Linked DNA regions of Homo sapiens: all the other regions are linked to region 1. A link is an interaction called in ENCODE POLR2A ChIA-PET data of the cell type or tissue named here. Cell type or tissue: MCF 10A. All regions are shown on one strand.

Region 1 (8,000 bases):
AATGGCAAAAACTGTAATTACTTTTGCACCAACCAAATACACTGAAATCCTTTAACATACACCAAAGCAATGGGAGATCTGCAGAATGCTTTTGTCCATGTTTAACCATAATGATCAATGCATTTTGAATAGAATATTGTTATATCTACTATTTAGCTTAATTGTGATCATTAACAAAGTGCCCAGACTCTCTGAACATTCTACATGGCATACTATTTGTGAGAAGATCAGCATGTAAATAGTTTACTCTTTGTAAGCTCTTCTACAAGGTGGCTAAAAGCAAGAACTAGAACCCAGAGTCCCTTGCATTCAATGAATTTCCCTATTATTGCCCATATCATTCTTTCTTTTCTTTCTTTCTTTCTTTCTTTCTTTCTTTCTTTCTTTCTTTCTTTCTTTCTTCTCTCTCTCTCTCTCTTTCTTTCTTTCTTTCTTTCTTTCTTTCTTTCTTTCTTTCTTTCTTTCTTTTTCTTTTTCTTTCTTTCCTTCTTTTTGAGATGGAGTCTCGCTCTGTCGCCCATATCATTTTTAGTATAATCTCTTCCTTTACTTGGTCACTAAGAATCACTTTTCTCTACTTAGAGCCAGACATTTAAATATCTCCAGCCTCCAAGATCTCGTCTGGGTACTTGGGCTGCACTTTTTCATGTCAATCATTTTGCACTTGTCATCTATCCTATTAGGCTATAAGCTCCCCAAGGGCAGATATAGAGACATAGTATCAAGCTAACCTTTTTATTTATTTATTTATTTATTTATTTATTTATTTTGAGGCTGGGTCTCGCTCTGTCATGCAGTCTGGAGTGCAGTGGCATGATCATGGCTCAATGCTGCCTCAACCTCCCAGGCTCAAGCAATCCTCCCATCTCAGCCTCCTGAGTAGCCTGGGACTGCAGACGCATGCCACCACACTCAGCTATTTTTTAATGTTTTATAGAGACGGGGTCTTGCTATGTTACCCAGGCTAGTCTTGAATTCCTGAGCTCAAGTGATCTTCCTGCATTGGCCTCCCAAAGTGATGAGATTACAGGTGTGAGCCACCACACCTGGCCAAGCTAATCTTTAAATATCCTAGAGCACCCATTATAGTGTCTGGCAAAAAATAAATGCCCATAAATGTTTGTTGAATGGAACTGAGTCTTCAGAAACTAGAGATTTTTTCTAAAATATTTTTTTTTGCCATTTCAGTTTAATACATATTAGTTTTTCTCACTTATCCTATCATCTGAATTTTTTATTTCTTTGAACCTGAACAGGCTTTGTGTCTACAGACTGCTGAGCCTTTAATTTTGTTGTCGTTTGTTTTGTTTTGTTTTGCACAAAACTAAAAACATGTACAAATACATTTTTAATTGCATTTGTTCATTCTAGTTTTTACTCGTAAAGTGCACTTCTTTCTTTTCTTTCTTTCCATTAATTTCTGAACCTTCCCTTCTTAAACTTTACCCAGAGTTTTCTCATCATATACGCATTTCATTTTCATTGTACTTTTCTGCATCTGACTATTTCATTTTCCAGTTGTTCTGGTATGTTTTTCTAAGTATTGTCCAATCCTTTCCATTAAGTTACAAGCTCCTTGAGGGCAAGCATTGCACACCTGTTTTGCACAACTTCTAAGGCCGTTCAGTCCCTCAGCCCACTGTATAGAAATATAGTATATATATAGACAATACACACACACATGCACACACATACCTTGCCACTTAATGATGTAAAGTGACAAAAACTTTTATATTGGTAAAAATTATGAGAATAAGAATAATCATATCCTGATTCTTCAAATTCAAATATTTGTCTAACATTTTTTGATGAAGTCATAGCACTTATGTGTCATTGAATTGTTGTGGGCATGCTAACAGGAAAGATGGACCAAGTGGTTGACCCTGTCCTTCTGTGAATAGAACCTCAGAGTACACTTTTCTGTAAACATTTAAAAGACAAGGAATTGGAACTTAAAATGGAGCAACCAGGGGGGCAGGGAAACAGAATAAACTTTTAAAATTGACCTAATAGTAATCATAGGAAACAAAAAGAATCATTCCAGTCTCCATTTTTTTTTTTCTGGATGCATTTTGTAGCTCCCTAAGTTATTGGGTTTTTAAGAAACATAAAATATTCCTAGATCGTTAGAGATGTGATTTGATTTCAATCCCACATGGTCTGTAGCATCACTAAGCTACTGGGAACTTCCCTATGCAAAGGTTTGAGTTTCTTTCCAATGCTGTTTAATGTCTGCACTTCTAGTGTCCACATAAATGAGATTTAACAGGCTTTACTTCATACTTTCTTGTTACAACATTTTTACTTTTTTTCCAATTGCAAAATTATTTCTTTTAAGCTCTCTGAATAAGTTTGTTGAAGCTCTATTCATCACACATAAAAATCTTACATTAAAAGGCAATAAAGGAAATCACGAAAAGCTAGATGTATTCCACCCTCTTATAGTTGAATACATAAAATTGTATATATCACAAATAGTAATTGAAACTACTCTTATGAAAACTATCTGTCCTTCTGGAGGGGCATTAGTTTAAATGCAAAGAGAAAACATATCATTTGTGAGTCTAAATAGTGTTGTTAGTTCTTTGAAAGGGCCCTAATTAATAAGGTTGTAGAACACAACTGCAACCTGTAAAGCGTTCCATGTGTAGTATTTTGAAACCTTTTGTTTGTTTGGGTTCTAACTAGAGACAGAGGGAGAAAAAGTCAATTTCATTCTCATGGGATTTGTCTTATGTGGTTCATCAGATTGAGTTTAGTAAGCAGGGAAGTATTTCTCCTTGTGTAGCTAGTGCTTGTTTATTCTTCCCTTATTAAAAAAAAAAGAGAGAAAAAAACAAAGGATTGGCATTTTTCTTTTATGAACGTGGACTGTAGGGAGATAAATAGCCCTGCGGGAGAGGAAGGTCAAGTTCAAAGTTTTTCTTTCCTTTGGATTCAGGAATAAGCAAATGGAAAGACTAGCCAAACAACCCAGCAGCAGGCATCTGATGGTTAAGCCCTCCCCCCAGGACTTTTTATGTACATAAGCAGCAGAAGTCACTCGCGCAGCTGCGGCGCATTAGTTCCAATAGTTTAACAGGCTGCTTTGTAGCACGGACAAAGCCGTGCGAGCGCGGTGCTTTCCCTCCTTGTTCATTTGCTATGCGAGCTTGTCAGTGATCTTTGGCAGGGGCTTGGGAGAGGAGGGGTGACGTTTAATACGCTTCCGCGGAGGAGTGCGCTCGCCTCCTCTGCACCCAGCCCCAGGCTCTACAGAGAGACTGAGGCAGGCGACTGAATGCACTAACAGCAGCAGGCTCAGACCTGCTTCCCTGGACATTTCCGGGACCGTGAGCGAGGGAACCACGTTGCCCTGGATTCTTGCCAGCTGTACAAAGTTGACCAGGAAAATGGCTCAGCAGACAAGCCCGGACACTTTAACAGTACCTGAAGTGGATAATCCGCATTGTCCAAACCCGTGGCTGAACGAAGACCTTGTGAAATCCTTGCGAGAAAACCTGTTGCAGCATGAGAAGTCCAAGACAGCGAGGAAATCGGTTTCTCCCAAGCTCTCTCCAGTGATCTCTCCGAGAAATTCCCCCAGGCTTCTGCGCAGAATGCTTCTCAGCAGCAACATCCCCAAACAGCGGCGTTTCACGGTGGCACATACATGGTAAGGTTTGCGCAGACCTCGCAGAAATGGTGGCCGTTTCCCTTCAGGGAGTCCTGCTCTCGCGCCTTTAATTTTGGGGGTAGGGAGGGAGGACCATCATCATTCCTCACCGGGGATTTATGGCCAAGTGATCTCCCTTAACCATAAATCCCACAAATGTCCAAGTCAGGGCAAGAATCCTGGAGACTGGTACTAGGAGTGGTTGAGGTGGGTGGTTCTCAAAGTTCAATTCCTATTGCAAGTTCCTACAAGAAAATTGGATGCCAGATGTCAAATAAGAATGCAGTTTTATTCCCATACGTACGTAGTGGCGTTTCTTTGATTCCTTAAACCAATTTCCCTGCCAGCTTCCCCAACAGCTGAGGAAAGAAAGGACCAGAAATGAGGGGAGGAAAATCATAGTTTGCTCTGTTTTCTGCATGATCCCCACTTGGACAGAGACACATACAGTGTGTGTGTAATGGTGGTGTGTCTTCATAAAGCCCTTCCTCACTCCTGACTTTGATATACAGTATTCATAATCTTAAACATGCCTTTCCAAAGGAAAGAAGAAAGGGATTAGGAATTCTACGCAGAAAGTTGCAGGCTGGTACTTGGTAGTATTGTTGTGTTCTTTGAATTTGGATTGTTAGAACATTTTGCCAATCTTTTTATTTTCTTTGTGAATATTTTTATCTTCTTTATAATGGGTGAATTTGTTTCATGCATATGCTTCCATGTATTTTTCTGGAGGATTCCTCATCTTTTCCTGCTCTTGGAAAAAAAAAAAAGAAGAAAAACCCAAATATTAAAACAGACCATCATGTGAGCTTATTTGGAGTATTTGGAGTTTCTGCCTGAGTAGAGGCCATTCCAAACTCTGATCAGTGAGTCCAAGTACTAGGGTCTATGTTACACACTTAGATAATTTCAGGTAGTAGTAGGTTCTATACATTACATCTACATTTTGATAAGATGAGTATAAATTATGATAAAGAAAACATAACAAAAAAGAATGAGTGTGTTAGTTGAGAAACTGTATGACTAAATAATTTTTTACAGTTTTGCCATAACTAACTAAACAGTATGTACGTTAGCAATGGGAGGGAAAAAAAAAGCAGAAACAAGGCTTTTAGGAGGAAAGCAGCAAAAAGTAAAAGGAATTAAAACCTAAACCAGTGACAAGACCGTGCTCAGGAATGCATTGATGTTATAGATGAAAGTCAATGACAAAGGAAATAAAAGCCATGTCACACCCAAAGACATGACCAACCTCAAAAATTTGGTTTTAAGTAGCTAGATCTCTGACTGGGAAAGTGTTATTGTCCCCAGGATTTTAACACCTAGATGGCATTTCTGAGTTTGGTAGATGTAATGGCCATAAGAGGAGTGAGACAAACATTGACTTTTTCTGTCTTAAAGCAGTTATTGGGAAATGATGGCTTCTCTTTGAGGAAGATTTTCTTTTTGGAAAAAATTGTGAGCAACAAACAGTGAATAAAAGAAAGGCATGAATAAACACTGGGAGATGCACTGAAGGAGAAGGTTGGCTCAAGGCCAGGCATCGGGTGCCAGAGCAGGAGAGCTGGCATGAGTTCCTACGGAGCCAGGACCAGAATTTCCGTGTCCAGTGTCCCTTTTGGTTGCGCTGCTTTATCACTGCAGTTCCTAAATTGCACCCATTGCTGAATGAGTGGCCCTCAACTCAGCTGTTTGATTTCAGTCTGAGTGGAGCAACCTAGAGTTCAGCTGGAGGTTATCTGAACTATTTAGACATGTCGGGATGTAAGGAAGGCAGGAAATCCCATGAAAATAGGCTTTCTTCTGACATTTCTGGCACTTCCTTTTCTGGTGCTGTTTGGAAAAACTTCATGAGCACAATTTCTATCAATATTTCATTTTAGTGTATCAGGTCACAGCCCAGTAAGAAAAGCATAAAGAGAGCAATGGAAACCAGAAATAAAAATCATGGTATCGATTTTCAGTAACTCAGAAGGAAGCAGTTTCCCCTATGGACTAAAACTATCAGGCAAGGGAGTTGGAAAGAGTATCTCAAGTTTTCCATATTGGTTGAATGAGCCCCAAGACGTTCATAATATCCACAGGCATCTTTTGACAAAAATCTCATTTGTGCTTTCACAGTTTGTGCTAAGCACTATGGAGAATTTTGAAAATATGTTTCAAATTGTTCTGACATAAATATAAATATATTTGTATCTAATTTGTTGCTAGTACAGTGTTCTGCCTCACAGTTTCCTGCTCCTGGTATTCCCCTCCATTCGCTATGCATACACTTAATACCTACTGAGTCTAACATGTTTATTCTGTACCTAATTATTACAAAGTTGAGCAAGAACCATTTGTTGGTTTCCAATAATTTATACCATGGTAGAATAAATCAATAATATTGGAAGACATCTGTTTTAGCTAAGATAATCTTGCTGTTCTACAAAATAGTCTCCAAATCTCATTGGATTGACACAGTGAATTTTTATTTCTTGCTTCTGCTTTTTGTGGGGAGGCAGCCTGCCCTAGCCACTGGGTGCCTCAGGGACCTGGAATTCTACCATCCTGTGGTTCCATTATTTGCAACATGTGATTCCCAAGGTTGCCAGGCTCAGATGAATCAGGAGAAAGACCATGAAAGAGGATGGTATGTGTGAACTTTTATGAGACAGGCCGGGAAGTGCACATGTCACTTATACTCGTTTTCTTCTGGCTGGAACTCAGTTCTATGGCCACATCTAACTGCAAAGGAGGCTGGGAAACATAGCTCTGTTCCAAGGCATAAGGTAAAGTGCTGGTGGCTAATCTATCTTGGTTATATAGTATGTTAAGGGCTATCTGATTTACCCTCTATGCCATGGTTGAATTCTTAGAATAACATCTGTAATAACATATGCCATTGTTGAATTCTTAGAATAACATCTGTAATAACAAGTCCTTGAACCTCTCGTCAAACCTCCTTGATGAAGATTATACAGAAGCACTTCTGTTGTTTGATAGGGCTGTTGATTGGAAAGACCTTGCTTCTAAACAGTAGAAGTCTCCTTCCCTGCAACTATCATCCATGGATCCAAGATCTGCTTTGGGAATCCTACAACTTGAATTTTTGCTCCCTTCCATTATGAAGCCCTAAGGCAAGTGGCTTGGAGTAACCCACCAGAGAACCAGGGCCCTATTCATTCATTTTGGTATACCCATGCTTGGCATGATGGCTGGTCAATGGTGGAAGCTTAATAAATGTCTGCTAAACAAATTCATTAATCAATATTTTAGTGTTCTCATGCTCTTAAAAAAGACTTCTCTTGGGCTAAGCATGGTGGCTCATGCCTATAATCCTAGCACTTTGGGAGGCTGAGGAGGGCGGAGTCCCTGAGCTCAGGAGTTTGAGACCAGCCTGGGCAACATGGCGAAACACCGTCTCTACTAAAAATACAAAAAATTAGCCAGGCATGGTGATGTGTGCCTGTAATCCCAGCTCCACAGGAGGCTGAGGCACGAGAATCACTTGAACTCAGGAGGCGGAGGTTGCAGTGAGCCATGATTGTGCCACTGCACTCCAGCCTGGGTGACAGAGCAAGACTCTGTCACCAAAAAAAAAAAAAAAAAAAAAGGGACTTCTCTTTTCTTAAGTAAACATCCTGTTATTTCATTTCTATATGCTATATTTACCAGGTAGTTTTTATCTAGACTTCTCTTGGGTTTTCATGATCCATTTAAAGAATAGCTACTGAATTGACAGCATACTCTAGGTGCTATGTCACTCAGCACCAAAGCAGTTAGAAAAGAGACTAAACTTAAATTCTTACTTTGCATTTAGTAATTGTGTGACTTTGGTCAAGTTACTTAACGTGTGCTTCAGTTTCCCCGTTAGTCAGTTTTCTGGGAATAGTATCTATTGGGGGTTGTGGTTTAATTAAGTACAATTATGTATAAATTAAGTGGTTTCACAGGGCTGGACCCTTAGTGGGTGTCATTATAAGCTAGTATTTTTTTTATTATGTACTCTGTGCCCATTATTCCAGCCTTGGTCTGCATGAACCTTTAGGATCATGTTTAAATTTCTAGATGATTACTCTGTCAGTCATTTGTGGATGAATTAGAGTGAAGAGACAAGAGTTGAAAGAAACGAGTGTATGTCAGTTTTATTACTGTAGGAAAGGAGAAGGCAGAAATGAGAGATACTACTGAGGCAGAACTGTGGGGTTTGGTGTCTCTTCTCTGCCCACTGCAAAAATACATCTTTCAAATTCCTGGTTTTCCTAAAAGGTTCCTCCAGTTCTCCCAACTGGAAGTAATCCGTTCCTTCCTTCAAGGAACAGATTTCTATTGCGCCTCTTGTCTCTGATACTCTCAATGCTTA
Region 2 (8,000 bases), 170 kb after region 1:
CAGAACAGTTAAGATTAATGATCCCTCATTATAGGGTGCCATTCAGACATAGGAGTTAAAAAAAAAAAAAGCAAACCAGAACCACACACTGCAGCAGCTCCCCAGTTGCAAGCACACTGAAATAACAGAGGCCTGCCTTCACGGGAAGAGGATTAGTTCTACTGTGACCTGTTTATATAAAAACAATGTTGTGGGTAGCAAGATTACTAGAAATGACTTCTTGGATTATAAAGGACAATTATGATAGCTTAGGCCACTAGCTTTCAGTACATTCCATCTGGTACGTTACAAATTAGCTCATTATTCTGCTGTTCTTACGAATGTGTTAGTCTGCAAACATATCATTGTCACAAATTAGTCACCTAGTGTTTCTCTGAAAGTGATTTAATATAAGCACACCCACATCATAGGATGGAACAGTAAAATGGGTCCTTGCTAGATCCTCCAAACAGAATTCAGCATAAAGCACAATTCAATTTCCAAAGGTTTTTGGCACATACATCATCTTCTGATTTTCTAAGATGAAATGTGATTGTTGCCCTGGATATTGGTAATACATTGTAATATTAGAAACCTCTTGGGTCTCCCCATGAACTCTAGAGATCCAAGCCTACTGAGAAATGATGGGTCCACAAATTGAGCATAGCTTTTATTTGTTTTTATTTACATTTGTTATCGCAGGTGCTATCACAACTGTTGTTTCAATAATAGCAATTTCAATTTGAAAATTAACTTAAAGATCTTATTTTGAAGTGTGTTTTGTAGCAGATGAGCTCACCCACCAGCTACTTGGAAAGAAGAAGAAAAGTGAGGAAACATAAACTTCCTCTGCTGTCTAACTGGATTACCTACTGAGACATCCCCTTGTGTGGGTTATAATAAATATTTATGGTAAACTTCTTAAGTTAAGATGCCTTTGGTTGCAAGTCTGGAGCCCCCAACTTAATGGCTTAACAAAAACAAATGAGGAAAATGTACTGTCTTATAACATGAATTTTCAAGGTAGGCTATTCCAGGGTAGGTTATTAAGAGGTTCAAACACATCACCCAGGTTCTGCTTTGCCATCTTAGCACTTTGTCCTTTTGCTCAGACTTACTCTCCTCATTTACACAGGATGGACAGTCATAGCCAGACACCAGGACCAAAGGCAGAAAATGCACCCTTTCATGCCTGAGCAAGAACTTGTGAAGATATATTTTTAAGAGAGAGAGAACTGAGTAGTGCCGTGAGTCCAACCCTACCCTCTCTTAAAGCGGGCTGCAGTTATCTAACTCACATTAAGCTCAAAGAGAGACCTGGCCTTCAGCCATTTGATGTCCTTCCCAAGAGGACCATCTGGGAAAGCCAGTTTGGCTCCAAGAGCAAGAGTTGGTAGGGATGGAACCACTAGAAAACCAAGGCCTTGATGGGGGTGCTGGTTAATCAGCAGCAATTGGAAAACAAGGCTCTTGCTTGAGTCAAAGGAGTTGCAGCCAGAGGACCCAGCAGGGATACCAATTATGAACCCACAAAAGTACCATGAGACAAAGAGGCAGCTTTCAACATCTGCCAGGTCTCCAACATGTGATGCCATCTTACGATGGCACTAATTCAGGAAAACAAAACAAAACTCTTTTCTTCCTTTCCTCACCACTTTCTGTGCCTTCCAATCCCAGAGGAGTCAATACCAACGGCTAGCCAGCCTGGATAGCCAAGGAAGGGGAAGAGCAACCCAGTCTCAATGCCACCCACTTACTCCACTGCACACAGAGACTCTGTGGTGGGCCCAGCTGGGAGAGGGGAGAAAATGTAAGTTCAATCAAGTTTAGAGTTTTGGGTTACAATTTGAAATGGACATTCTAATTTCTGGATAGAGTCTGAGATGATGGTTTAGCATGAATGCAAAGGTCTCTATTGCCTAACAGTACCCAGAAAAGTCATAAGATGTTCTTTATAAATAAAGTTTAAAGGGACAGTTTGAAAGCAAATAAAATGTGTTTTACACTTTGGGAGACCAAGGTGGGCGGATCACCTGAGGTCAGGAGTTCAAGACCAGCCTAGCCAACATGGTGAAACTCCATCTCTACTAAAAATAAAAAAAAAATAAATAAATAAATAAAAATAGCTGGGTGTGGTGGTGGTGCCTGTAATCCCAGCTCTTTGGGAGGCTAAGGTAGCAGAATCACTCAAACCTGGGAGGCAGAGGTTGCAGTGAGCCAAGATTGCGCCATTGCACTCCAGCCTGGGCAACAAGAGCTCAAAAAAAAAAAAAGAAAAAGCAAAAAACAGCATTTTGCTATCTACTACATGTCCTCATTTTCAGCAAATATGTTACAATATTGATATCCATTTACAAATATTTTTAACTACCTTGACAATACCATATCATATTTGTATCTTTCTTGCGTGCTTCCCCTTTCTTACTCTAATATTTGAGGGGAAAATTATTTATGCCTCCTAGCAAATATGCTTCTGATCTTTAAAACACCTCTGCTCCAGCAAATGGATCCCAAAAGAGATGTGCATTCAAGGTGTGGAAAACAGCAGGTCACTGGGGGGAATGGGAAAGTTAGGATTTTTATTTTTTATATTGCTAGAGACAGGGTTTCATTTTGTCACCCACTGCAGCCTTGAACTCCTGGGCTCAAAGGATCCTCTTGCCTCAGCCTTGCAAAGCACCGGGATTACATGTGTGAGCCACTGCACTGGCTGAAAATTAGTATTAATAGTAATGTCCTTCTGTCCTAGTCCACTGTTTCACTTTCCTTTTTCTTCACGGCTTCCTCCTTTAGACTCCCTTGGACTGGGAGTTTAGCACTATCACCTGCACACTAGACCTGCAGTCTATGAAGAGAGGCTGTCAGGGATTTGGGGCTATCACAGTTGCTCCTCCCAGAGCAAAAAATATTCAACCCTCCCACACACACAGGCAGCAGCCTCATCTCAAATGGACTGTGCCTCTAATCAGTGAGTGGTTATGGAAGACGAGGAGAAAAGTGCATTTATATTTTCATTAACTTTGTTCCTGCTTCCTGTAGCATTTTCATTTTGAAAATGAGTTGGGAATTTCAAACATCAATAAAACGTGCTGAGGATTCTGACAACAAAATCCTTTTTTGTCATGTGCTATGTTGCCCACTTCCTGCTTTTTATTTTTGCTCCAGTCCCTGTTTGATTGCTAATCTAAAGGGAAAGGGAGGGTCAGTGAGAAAAGAGGAGAAATCTTAAAAATGAATTTACTATTTGATCAGGTTTGCTACTTTATTTTGTGGAAAATTTTAAAGCTCTTTTGTGTCTTTATGTATTTTACAAATCTTGGAACTAAAAACAACAGATAAAATCACATTATATTCCCCATTGAATTATTTCCCACATTTCAAATGTGCTTCCCAGAGAGAAAAGTATAAGATACAGAGCTAGGCAATTCAGTTTCACATTAATAGTTTTGTGTCTCATCAGTTTGGGACGTGTATTGTTCATGTTTTGCTTTGTTGTGCCTATTAAGTGATTTATATAGTCTATTGCGATTTTTTTAGGAATGGAATATGCCAATTATAGAGAGAGGTAGGCGAGTTAAAAGTTTCAAGTGCTCAGCATTATAGATTCACCCTCGAGTCAGAATGTTAAAAACAGCAAGGAAGAGTGTGTAAAATGCTAGGTGAATGAGAGGGCATCTGTCCACAATGGGCAACTAGTATTTAATAACTAGCCTTGAATTTATTCTACACTTGAATGCAAAGATTATTCTACTTAATTATACTACAGTGACTTTGAAACTATTAATTATTCTAAATTATTGGGTTCTAGTTTAAATACATTTTTATATTTTTAAGCTTTCAAATGATTATTTGAAAAAATTTATCTGAATATCCTTTTTTTCCTAAAAAGGAATTCTGCCTTTTGAGTACTAAATTATTCTCTCTATAAATCTAAAAATATCACAGTATTTCTTTTTTTTCCAAAATCTCTCTCTCTCTCTCTTTCTCTCTCTCTCACCTCTCCTTATCTGAAACAAACTGACATTTAATGAAGAAAACTGTGAAAAGGGGTTCGAGAAAATGAGAAGCTAGTATTTTGATTGGAAGTGTAATAGATGTCAGTCAGAGAAAAAGAACAGTCTCCAGAACATCTAGATGTGGATGTAGATGTAGATACATTGTTAACGCCACTCTGTGCATTTTAATTTAAGCCACTTGATCATGTAACCATTAATTCAATGTCAAGTTCATTCATTGTAGCTATTCAATATTACAATATAGCATTAATTTTAAATGACTTTATTTCAGGAGGGAAGGAAATAATTTATGAATAGCAACATAAGGTTTCTTATATGATGACTCATCACAATGTTGATTGCAAAAAAAGAAGCTGACTCAGACTAGCTCCTGTAGAAAAGGGGGAACATAGTTACTATGAAGATACAGAAATTAACAGAAACAAGTATAGCAGGGCCTATTGGATTAGGAAAACTGAAATTAAGGCAGCTACTCTCTTTGGGGCCATACAATCACCGATTTCTTTTTGTCTCTGTGTTTCTGTTCTTTCCTGCCTTCTCCCTGTAATTGCCACTGTCTCTTTAGTTATCAGTTTGCACTGAACCCAAAATGGTAACTTCAGCCCCTGAGTCTACAGGACATTTTGGTTCAACCCCACCTTGAACTGATTAGAGTCTCAATTTCACTTAGGACATTTCACATTCCAAAGAGCAAATATTAATATTTGCTGCCTAGTAAATGAATCAGATGTCAGTGAGTCAAGTTATCATGCTTATTCCCATCAGATTTTATAATGGTGAAGTGTAGGAAAGGCAAGGTCTTTAGAAGGAAACATAGGCAGACATAAGTAATCATGTTTGGTATAGAGACTCATTTATTAAATATTTATGATAATAAAATACTTAACAAAGTCAATGTCAAGATAATAAGGACTCTGAGTCCTTATTATGCACCAGATACTATTCTAGGCATTAGAGGATATACCAAGGACAAAACAGACCAGAAAACCCCACTACCCCTAGAGCATGTACCCCACTACATGCTGATGATAATCTTTAGTCATCTATTTCAAAAATAACTTAAAAATGGAGTGGCAATGTCTCTGCGTAGTCAATTCAAGATGCCGAAATAAAAATACATGTATATGTGTCTTCCTTGTGTGTTTCTTTTTTTTTTTGTATTTCTCGTGTTGAACTTGCATGGTTTTCTAAATGAAATATTTTCATTTTTAATGTTTCATATATGTGTCTGTATATATATATGTAATATACATATGTTATAAATATATACAAATATATGTATTTGTAAATAACATAGTCATATTTGCTTTTATACCTAACTCTGTTAACTGCCAATGATGTGTAATTATATATGTGCATGGGTTAGAAGTGGTGGATGGGGCCTTTGGATTTTAAATGGCATTTTACCTGCAGCCTCTGATGCAGCCTCTTCCAGCTTCCTATTAAAGTGACTGAAAACACTGCAAAAATATATATATATATAATTTTTAAAAAGCACTAAAAACCAGTACTGGCAGAATATTAAAGAAGCGTTAAATTAGATTGACAATATATATGGTGGACCACACATTGTATTCCATTCTAAAAGTAGGAAGAATAATTTCTTAGTTTTACCTGGACCATACAATACATCTACTATGTCCTACTACTGTAGTAGTATATGCAGCGATATACTACTTAAGATTTTTAAAAAGAAATATACAAGCAGACCTAAAGGTGGATCAAAACTAAAGAGTTAAGAATAGAAACATCCAGAGGAATACCCTCTTGAGATCATCTACTGGTAAAAATTCATCACAAGAGTTTTAAAGAGAATAATAACTTTTGTAAGCCCCATCTGATTGAACTGCCTTCCCCAGTAAACCTGTGAGAGTGGAGAGGTTTGAGTATTTTCATGGTAATTTCTTTACCATGTGCCATCTGGCAAATAAAAGAGTTCTTTTCCAGGCAGTACTTTTTACCAAATTCAGAGGTCGGTGAAATATTCTTACAACAACATAAAAATCGGTGGTAAACCCACTATTCCTGGAGGGGAGGAAGACTGGAAAGAAGTATACTGACTTGTCTTTTGGGAATGGAATTATGGATGACTTGCTTCTTTCTTGTGTGTTTATTTTATTTTATTTTTGTATTTCCCATGTTGAACTTGCATGGTTTCCTAAATGAAATAATGTTTCCTCTTTAAAAAGAAACTTTAAATGATATTGAATCTAGTTAAAATGAAACTATGTGATAAGTTTCAGATTTTATAAATAGATTGTCAAAATATGTGTTAAACATTCTTGATAAAATTACATCTTTGCTTCAAGCAATTGTAAAGAAAATGGAATCTATTGACATTACAAATAGCAATTTTAGCATCCATAAATTTGAAATTGTATAAAAATTGTACATATTCTGGGTATAAAATGTTAATGCTTGTCATGTAACTTTGTAAAAACTTTATTTTTTAAAGCATTTTTAGGTTCACAGCAAAATTCACAGAAAGGTCCAGAGATATTCCATTTACTCCAACCCCCACACATGCATAGCCACCCCATTATCAATATCCCCCCCACAAAAGTGGTACATTTTTTTTTACAATTGAACCTACATTGATACATCATTATCTCTAAAACATATAGCTTACATTAGAATTTACTCTTAGTATTGTATATTCTATGGGTTTGCACAAATTTATATTGATGTATATCTTCCATTTTTGTATCATACGGATAATTCCAACATCTCTGGCATGTCTAGTTCTGATGCCTCTTCTGTCTCTTTAAACTGTGTTCTTTGCCTTTAACTATGCATTGTAATTTTTTCTTCATAGCTGGGCATGTACTGGATAAAAGGAACTCCTGTAAATAGGCCTTAAGTTATATGGGTGGGCCAGGCATGGTGGCTCATGCCTGGTAATCCCAGCACTTTGGGAGGTGGAAGCAGGTGGATCACCTGAGGTCAGGAGGTTGAGACCAGCATGGCCAATGTGGTAAAACCTCATCTCTACTGAAAACACGAAAATTAGCCAGTCATGGTGACACATACCTCTAATCCTAGCTACTGGGGAGGCTGAGGCAGGAGAATTGCTTGAACCCGGGAGGCGGAAGTTGCAGTGAGCCAAGATTGTGCCACTGCATTCCAGCCTGAGCTACAAGAACGAAACTCTGCCAAATAAATAAATAAATAAATAAATAAATAAATAAATAAATAAATAAAATAAAAAAGTTATGTGGGTGGTGGTGTGGTAAGGGGCAGTGGAGGGGAAGCTTTCTATCATTCCATAATTAGGTTTCAGACTTTTGGTGAGCCTGGGCCTCTGGATTGTGAATCTCCTAAGTGTTTTTCAGGTTTTTTTTTTCTTATACCATAGGTGAGAGAGAATGGCTAACGTGGGCTGGAATTGAGTATTTCCTTTCTCCTTGATGGTAGGCTAGAGTGGGCTGGAGTTGGGCATTTTTCTTTCCCCAGGTCAGTGAGGCTCTAATATAACAAAACAAAATGGAACAAAAAACCCCAGCAGGTTAGGCTCTGATTAACTAGTTTCTCCTCAGGAAGAACCAAGCTTCAGCAGATTTAAAGATGTGTACTTTTTCCCTTCTCTTGCTGGAAGCATGAGAGAATTTTTCTCCAATATTTACTGTGAGAACTTGGTAGCACTCCTGGAGGTAAAACACACAGAATTGTGGGGACCTCCCTATTACTGGGTTCCTCTGGAGTTTTTCAACTTTCAGACTTGCCTGCACTCAGCCTCTAACGATTTGTCAATTATAGTTGAGGTTTTTCTACCCCAGCACTGGTTCTCTTGGAGGTTTCTGCTCCGGTATGTTGTGATTCTCCATAGCCTACTGTCTATCTCACCAGTGGTTTGGGCAGCAGTTTGCCCTGTGACCTCACTTCTCTTATGGATCTAAGAAGAGTTGATTTTTCAGTTTGTTCAGCTTTTTTGTTGTTAGGACAGATTGGCAACTTCCAAGCTCCTTATGTGAGGAACTGAAAGCTGGATTATGTTACTTTTTTACT
Region 3 (8,000 bases), 57 kb after region 1:
GAATACTGGAGCTCAGCTTCTTTCCATAGTTGGGACCAAAAGCCTACTGGTGTTCTCAAGCACTCCATGCTCTGCCACAGGCCCCAGCCAAAACCATCTGTGGTCACATGCACATCCAACTCAAATGAGCACCCTTGGTCAACTACCCATAGGGCTTGTGCCTGCTGAATAGCCTATTTAGCTGCCAGGAAGTCAGTCTCAGCCACACTATCTTAATTCTAGGCAAGAGGAGCATTGCCGCTTCTAAATCTGCAAGAGAATCAGAGGTTAACATAATATTATCAATAAGACCATGACATATGATGGGGCTATGCATATATCCCTGCAGCAACACTATGAAAGTCCACTGTCACCTTCCCGTGAAGGCGAACTGTTCCTGGCTCTCTAGAGCAATGTTAATTGAAAATGCATTAATCAAGTCCACCACATAGTGGCACTGTCCAAATTCCATCATCAAGCGGTCCATCAAATCTGTAATAGATGGGATGGCTGTCAGGCCATGTAAAACATCCACCCCCAGAATATATCAGCGCTGGTGTTTACCAGTGCCAGCACTTGCTGTATGTTGGTGGAGGACCAGTGGATTGCTAATTTCACATGTGGCCTCTATTTGTCTGGTGTCCCCCCAGGCCAGGCACCTCAGCCAGTTCCCTAATCAAACAGAAAAAGCTCAACATTTCCACCTGGCTGCAGCAAGTAGTCTTTGAGTTGAAGCACCTGAGTGGGACCAGGTCATACAGCAATGTCCTCCTTCCCCTTCTGCATTTCCTGGAATTGCTGCTCTTGAGACAGTTATCTCCACAAAGTTAAGAGTACTTCATTGGGCTGCTTATCGATTTTCTCTCAGTCAACCCTGGCCAAAGTCAAATCTATCCACATCTGTGAGTGGGTCACTTGTTGGGGCCCCCTTTTCTTCCATGATGGGGAGGCTCTGCAGGTGGGGCATCTTCCCCTTTTTTACAGTGCAGACCCAGACCAAGCAGGGGTCTCTGGCTGAGATGACGGACCCAGGCCTGCATTCACAACAGCCTCTAACTCCCTTTCCAACCCTATGCCAGGCCTTCAGGCACCCCACCTGCACCTGGAGATCCCCATTCATGGCAGCCTCTAACTCTTTTTCTAAGCTGTGTAGCTGGGCCTCCAGGCACCCTGCCTGTGCCCAAAAGGCCCTTTCCTGCACTGCATCCCTCAGGGATTGGGAGTGTACTTCTTGTAGCACAGAAAAAATGCCCATCCAACTCTGCTGTCAAAGGCTCATTCCTTCTCGGTGCTCTGCACTTCCAGCTGCTTCAGTGCTTTCTCCGTGCTCGTGGGGTACCCATCTACTGCTGGCCAGGTTTCCAACAGAGTTCACCCTTGCAGCACAGCTGTGACCAGGTACCACAACCCATGTCGTGGCCACATTGCCAACCCAGAATCAGCAGGGACCAAAGGCTCGCCCACCTTGGGATCCTGTTCGTGATGCCAATTGTCAGGTTCTAACTGAGGTCTGAGGGGAGTCAGTGGGTGAGTGGTGGGTAGCTGGAAAAACACTAGAGGAATCATGCACAGTTTCAACGTGCCTTTACTGTCTGAGTGTGAGCCGTAGGTGCAAACCATAGGTACAGTGTCAGTCCGGTAGTTATACCTTTTACAGACAATAGTGGCTCTGAGCCAGTTACAAGCTCATGTGGGTGATCACCTAATGCGCCTTACGTGGTGTAGTTACATAATGTGCAGAATTGTGCACCTGCACTCCAAACTTGCTGAGTCATGCTGGACCTGATGTCTGCCTCAGCCTATTGACTGCAGCGCATACATTTTCCTTAAATCAGATTTTTAAAATTTTTGCCTGTCAGATGAGGTATGTCTGTCACTATTGTTTTAATTATTTTTTCCTAATTGCTAGCAAAGTTGCCTATCTTCTCAAATGTTCACTTATTGTTTTTTTTCCTGTGAGTTCTTGCATCCAGTTTGAACAGTACTATTTAACTTTGTTTTAATGCTGTCAAATTCCTAAAATAGTTGCTTATGTCACAGAAGTTCTAACCTCAGAATGATGATATCCATGCCAAAGCAGTTGAAATTTAAATTCTTAGATAAGTAACTTTAAATATTCCAGTGTTATAGTAAAACATTTATACTGGACTATTCACTCAAAAATTCTTTAAACAGTTGTCAACCTTATTTATTTCATTATAATAATTGTAACTTTAAATGTGAGATATGATAACCACATCTCTGAAATGTGACAACCTTGTCCACCAATGTTATTATGCCTGAAACATAAATCTTGGGCCCCTGCTCAGAACCTTTGCCTTCTAGTTTCAGTAATTATGAAATTAATTTTGTGTTTGGTGTTTTGCAAATTAAACTTACCCTATTAACCCTATAGCGTATATACATTATAGATATATTATTATAATTATTATATTTTTAAAAATAGCTTTATGCTCATTGGGCAGAATCTGTATCAGCACATTTTTTGGCAGAATAGATTCAGTAGACTAATAACTCTGTTATAAATCCCTGGTAGCAATGTTGGGTAAATTCAGTGGACTAATAAATCTGTTATAAATCCCTGGTAACAATGGTGGGGTTTTAATGAGTAACATAAAGAACTTAGAATAAAACAACTTAAATATATATATATATATATATATATATATATATATATGAATAATATTAACCTTTATTCTTATATTTGTATAATGTAGTTATCTGATTTGCAGAGGGAGAGAAAGAGACAGACAAATGGATAGACAGACAGAACGAGATCATTTAGACCATAAGGTTAGAAAAATATTATGAGACTATGGAAAGGTAATGAATATGGTAGAGAGAGATGGAGCTGAAGATTATAATTCTTTACTTATGGACTGCTCTAGGATAACTTTGTTTGATGTTATTTTAGCCTTCTGATATCAGTTTATATACTCTAAAACGAGTAGAAAAGAAGCATCAGTTTGTATAAATATTCTATTTAAATATTGTCAAAGCAGGTCCATGCATCAGAAGTCAAATTAAAACTCACTGGGGAAAACTTTGAAAAGGCCTGAAGGAAATGTACTTGATTTTTATAATGTAATTGGCAAAGGAAATTGTAGTCAAATATGAGAGCTAATGAAAGAGTGAATGGATAAGTAAAATCCACAAATAAGCACAAATGTCATTGGGCTGTTTCCCTTTCCTTACCAAAGAAAATTTCATGAGAGTTGCTAATGAATAAGATCTGAACATTATATAACCTTTATAAGCATTTTCCTCAACCATTTTTTTCTGGTTGAGATGTCAACAAGAAGTAATATATCATAATATACAAAAGAAGATGCATAGTGTATTAATAATATGCTACCAATTAAAAATCGCTGGAATAATTTGGCATTGGAAATGATGAAGGCATAAAGAGCAGATCTTGTATTAGACAAAAACTAGGAAGTTATAGTTAGGTTGTAGTAAATGATGAACAATCCATTTTGATTGTGATTCCCAACTAGCTTTTAGGCAGAGCCTCAACCACAGAAACTCAATCCTAGTGGATAAAAAATATGCAGACAATTTGAAGGGAGTGAAGAGAGCAGAAGAAAGTATGATGAAAGAATTGAAAGATTATGCAACAGAGGAGTATTTACAGCCTGGCTAGATAAATGAATGGATATATTATTTTTTTTAATTTTTTTAGCTAATTTACATTGTTAATTTTTATTTAACTATTATTTTTAAAAGAAGATAAATACTGCAGTGGAAAGAGACTTAAGGGATTATACTAAGGGCAATTATGAGAACTCTTGGGACAAAATAATGGTCTTATATCAACAAAAATTCCCTGGAAGTGTGATATGTCAGCTTGCAGAAAATTTTCCCAATGTAGTGATAAGAATTCTCTGAAGACATAGGCAGATTGAAAAGACATGAATAAGAAACAATGTGAGATACATTTCCATACTTACTGCAGAGGTAAAGCAGAATGGAATTTGTATCTTTTCCTCTGCAGGTCCTATTAGAGAAGACAATAGAGAACCCTCTAAGAGGTGATTGTCAAATTGGTTAATATGCTGTGGTTTGGAGTGCCTGCATTGTGAACAAGGGCACATTCATTCAACTTTCCACATCTTCCTTTCCCTGTAAAATGTACATGGAGTTATGGTACCTTATTAGGCTATTGTTAGTATCACATATAAAACCATGTAAAATTCCTACCGTATGCCTGGTTCAGTCAGTGCTCCTCAGGTGGTAGCTATTGGTTAACCCTATTCTTTATAACATAATTGAAATTAGGTTATATGACTTTTAAATATCCAAACAGTCAGAATAGAAATATTGATGAGAAATTTTGCTTCATCTCAAAAACAGTGTTAGAACTACACCAATGGAGTATTTTTCTCCTAAAAGGTTAATCAGGATATGACATTTATAGGATTTACAATCACAATCCTGATAACTGTGAAATATAATATCAGACTGTTTCTTACTATTTTATTTTTAACATTGACATTAAGTTAAATAATATATTTTGTTACTGTAGCCTAGGATTTTATTTTCCCTGTTATGAGAACAAGGATAATTATTTTACAAATGAAATTTTAAGGGATTAGAGTGCCATAGACATGCTCATTGCATTATTAATGTGCAGAATACTGGAGTTCTGCCATCTTCATGAATCCCCACATTACATTTTGGATAAAGAATAAGTTCTGTATATAAATGTAGGCTTCAGAAGCTTTTGTTGATTCTTTCACCATATTTTATACAAAGGCTTTCTTGCTTTCCTGCCTCTCATGCTAAGTACAGGCCCTTCCTGTACTTTCGGCTAAACGAGATGGCCTTTCATGTATAAAACTCAGCTGAAAAATTGACTTCTTCATAAAACCATTCCTGTTTCATCCCTGACTCAAGGTCCTGACTTGAATTCTTCCGACTTCCCTGGGCACTGAGCCAGCATAGTTCTGGTTCGTTGTATAATTGTTTATATCCTTGTAGCATATTCAGATGCACATAGTCACCATGTCTCACCCAGAATCAGAATCTCTCAAGGAAAGAAAGCATGTCCTCTCTTTCCCTAATAATCCCCAAAGCTCTCAATACCATGCTGTGCCCACAGAAGGGAATCAGTTAAATCTGCTGCAATTGATTGGAAACTTCTTTTCCCCCAGATTTTCCTTAGGTGGTCTCCTGCAGAGTTCTGTCTAAAGTAATGGAGACTTGGGATTTGTATTCTCATTATGCTAATGGTTATTACTTCCTTTATTTTTGAAAACTGGTTGTAGGATCTAAGCTAACCATGCTATTTTCTGCATACCACCCAGCGATTCTCATTTAGCAACTGCCTTCAAATCGTCTACTCCCTTTGGTCTCCTCCTCCCCTCAGTAGGAGAAGGATGAGAGGAAGTTGGAATATTTACACTGAGATGAGATCCTTGAGCACTTGAGCCCTGAGGCTGCCTCTGGACTAACGTTTCTGTTCAGCTGTCCCCAGGTTTTTCAACAAGAGCTGTCAGAAACAAGTTTGTGACTAAAGAGCAGCTTCATCTGTAACTTCTGTTTCTTGCTACTCCCTGCTGTGTTTCTGGCTATCTGGAAGCTTCTCAGCAGGGTAGCAAGTTGTTGGCGCCACTAACACCTTTCCTCTTTCAAATTCATATTCTTCCTTGGGAGGTGAGTTTGCATTTCAGAAAATTCTATTTTAGTGAAACCACCCAGGAATCAGTGTCAGTTGGCTTTCAGCTGTGAAATAACTGCAGAGACTTTGTTACAGCTAAGGGGGTGCGATTCTTTTGGAGAGTTTAGATTTTCTGTTTATAGAGAAGAGTTCTTAGGAATTTTATGCTTAGCTGAAAGTATTAAACACTTTTCCTTATTTCCTCAACATGAATTCTTTTTCCCGGGGCTGCAGGGGAAAGGGCTCTGATCCTGGTTCAGTCTCTAGCTTGATCATTTTAGTCGAGTTCCTTTACTTCCATGCAACTCTGTTTCCTCAAGTATAAAACTATTAGTTGAGTGGGTAGAAGAAGTAGATGATCTTTAAAGCACTTTTTAAGTCTAAAATGTTATGATTCTGCTATCAAATTCACAGCTTCTCAACATCAGATAAGGGTTGGCATGAGTGTTGCTGAAAATATATTTGGGTTGGAGGAAGGGATATCCTCGATTAAAAAAAAAAAAAAAGCCAGATGAGAAATTAAGACTTTTCAGCCAATGCTATTGACATAAACTCAGGGTGACTTTCACGTCCTAAGTAGAAGTGGAACGTTCATTAATTAAAGCTTAGGTAATACCTCTTTATCAAAATTAATAATTTATGTTCAAATTAATCATCATGAATTGACATAGCTAATTTGACCCTTCATGGTTATCAGAGTCTTTTTGGTGAATATCATAGTCTACATTAATTGAAAGAGGATAAGGTACATAGGTGTCCTCTCCCACAACTAAGCCATCATGTCTAATGTAGTAATGAAAGCAGATTTTGGACTGAATTTTGTTGACTGGCAAGCTTTTGTTACCAAGGAGCCACAACTATCATAAAGCCTATTCTCATAAGCTCCATAGACTCCCAGCTTTCTGTCCCTTAGACATTGTGATAAGCGTCTTACATGGAAGATCATTTTTTATTATGTCTGTTTGATTCTTCTCTCTTTCTTCCTTATTAGTCTAGCTAGTAGTCTATCTATTAATTTTTTCAAAAAATCAGCTCCTGTATTCCTTGATTTTTCAAAGGGCTTTTCATGTCTATCTCCTTCAGTTCTGTTCTGGATCTTGTCTTCTACTAGCTGTGGGGTTTGTTTGAGAGGACATGAACAGACACTTCTCAAAAGAAGACATTCATGCAGCCAACAAACATGAAAAAAAAGCTCAACATCACTGATCATTTGAGAAATGCAAATCAAAACCACAATGAGATACCATCTCACACCAGTCAGAATGGCCATTATTAAATAGTCAAGAAACAACAGATGCTGGTGAGGTTGTGGAGAAGTAGGAACGCTTTTACACTGCTGGTGGGAATGTAAATTAGTTCAACCATTATGGAAGACTGTATGGCGATTCCTCAAAGATCTAGAACCAGAAATAGGATTTGACCCAACAATCACATTACTGAGTATATACTCAAAGGAATATAAATCATTCTGTTACAAAGATACATACACAGGTATGTTCATTACAGCACTATTCACAATAGCAAGGCATGGAATCAACCCAAATGCCCATCAATGATAGACTGGTTGAAGAAAATGTGGTACATACACACCATGGGATACCATGCAGCCATAAAAAGGAATGAGATAATGTCCTTTGCAGGGACGTGGATGAATGTTCTCACTTATAAATGGGAGCTGAACAATGAGATCACATGGACACAGGGAGGGGAACAACACACACTGGGGCCTGTCAGGGAGTGGGGTTTAGTGAGGGAAAGTATTAGGAAAAGTAGCTAATGCATGCTGGTCTTAATACCTAGGTGATGGGTTGATAGGTTCAGCAACCACTGTGGCACACATCTACCTATGTAACAAACCTGTGCATCCCGTGCATGTACCCCAGAACCAAAAACAAAAAAAATAAAAACCTAAAAAAAATCTTATTTCAAAAACAGGCTATGGGCTAGATGTGGCCTGAGGGCCATAGTTTGTTAAGGCCTGGGACTAGACCAACATATGCATGTGACCATCTTGTGGATGAGTTTCCACAAGACTGAGAGCTCCATAAAGGCAGAGACTGTATTTTCTCATTTTTTATTCCCCTCAGTGCCAAGAAAAACAGTAATTCAATAAATGTTTGTTGCATTAAAGAATTTATTCACGAAGAGTTATAAAAATCAATCCACTGTTTTTCCATTTGCTATCTCTGAACATGTACTATGTCATTTTTACTTGAAGATATTTATATTGAAATCTCTGGTTAGTGATGTCTCACTTCTGTGTACAGCTAAGAAGACGTACAGTTTTTAAAATAATGTTACTAACTGTAACAAAAACTATTTTATCAAGAAATATAAAAGAAATTCTTTAACAAGGTTGAGA

What was found. Peaks named below come from ENCODE experiments on the same cell type or tissue, not always from the same donor. Only the 100,000 strongest peaks of a DNase experiment are listed, where the experiment ranks them.
Region 2: POLR2A ChIA-PET joins it to region 1 with 5 read pairs; 2 of 35 experiments call an interaction of 5 or more read pairs at or near these places.
Region 3: POLR2A ChIA-PET joins it to region 1 with 5 read pairs; 4 of 35 experiments call an interaction of 5 or more read pairs at or near these places.

Annotation. Positions count from the first base shown.
Region 1 is chr5:59,763,902-59,771,901 of GRCh38, reverse strand. All of the region lies in intron 1 of PDE4D (phosphodiesterase 4D), which reads left to right. Among named protein-coding and RNA genes, the nearest start is that of MIR582, 64 kb to the right of the region's middle. RefSeq lists enhancers at 2,760-3,275, 2,961-4,160. In MCF 10A, no CTCF peak of the experiment used is centred here; DNase peaks (open chromatin) are centred at 3,241, 3,871 and 5,191.
Region 2 is chr5:59,593,489-59,601,488 of GRCh38, reverse strand. The region is part of intron 1 of PDE4D (phosphodiesterase 4D); the gene reads left to right. Among named protein-coding and RNA genes, the nearest start is that of MIR582, 110 kb to the left of the region's middle. In MCF 10A, no CTCF peak of the experiment used is centred here; a DNase peak (open chromatin) is centred at 4,338.
Region 3 is chr5:59,707,050-59,715,049 of GRCh38, reverse strand. All of the region lies in intron 1 of PDE4D (phosphodiesterase 4D), which reads left to right. Among named protein-coding and RNA genes, the nearest start is that of MIR582, 7.3 kb to the right of the region's middle. RefSeq lists silencers at 1,641-1,841, 4,793-5,087 and an enhancer at 5,216-5,948. In MCF 10A, no CTCF peak of the experiment used is centred here; a DNase peak (open chromatin) is centred at 4,919.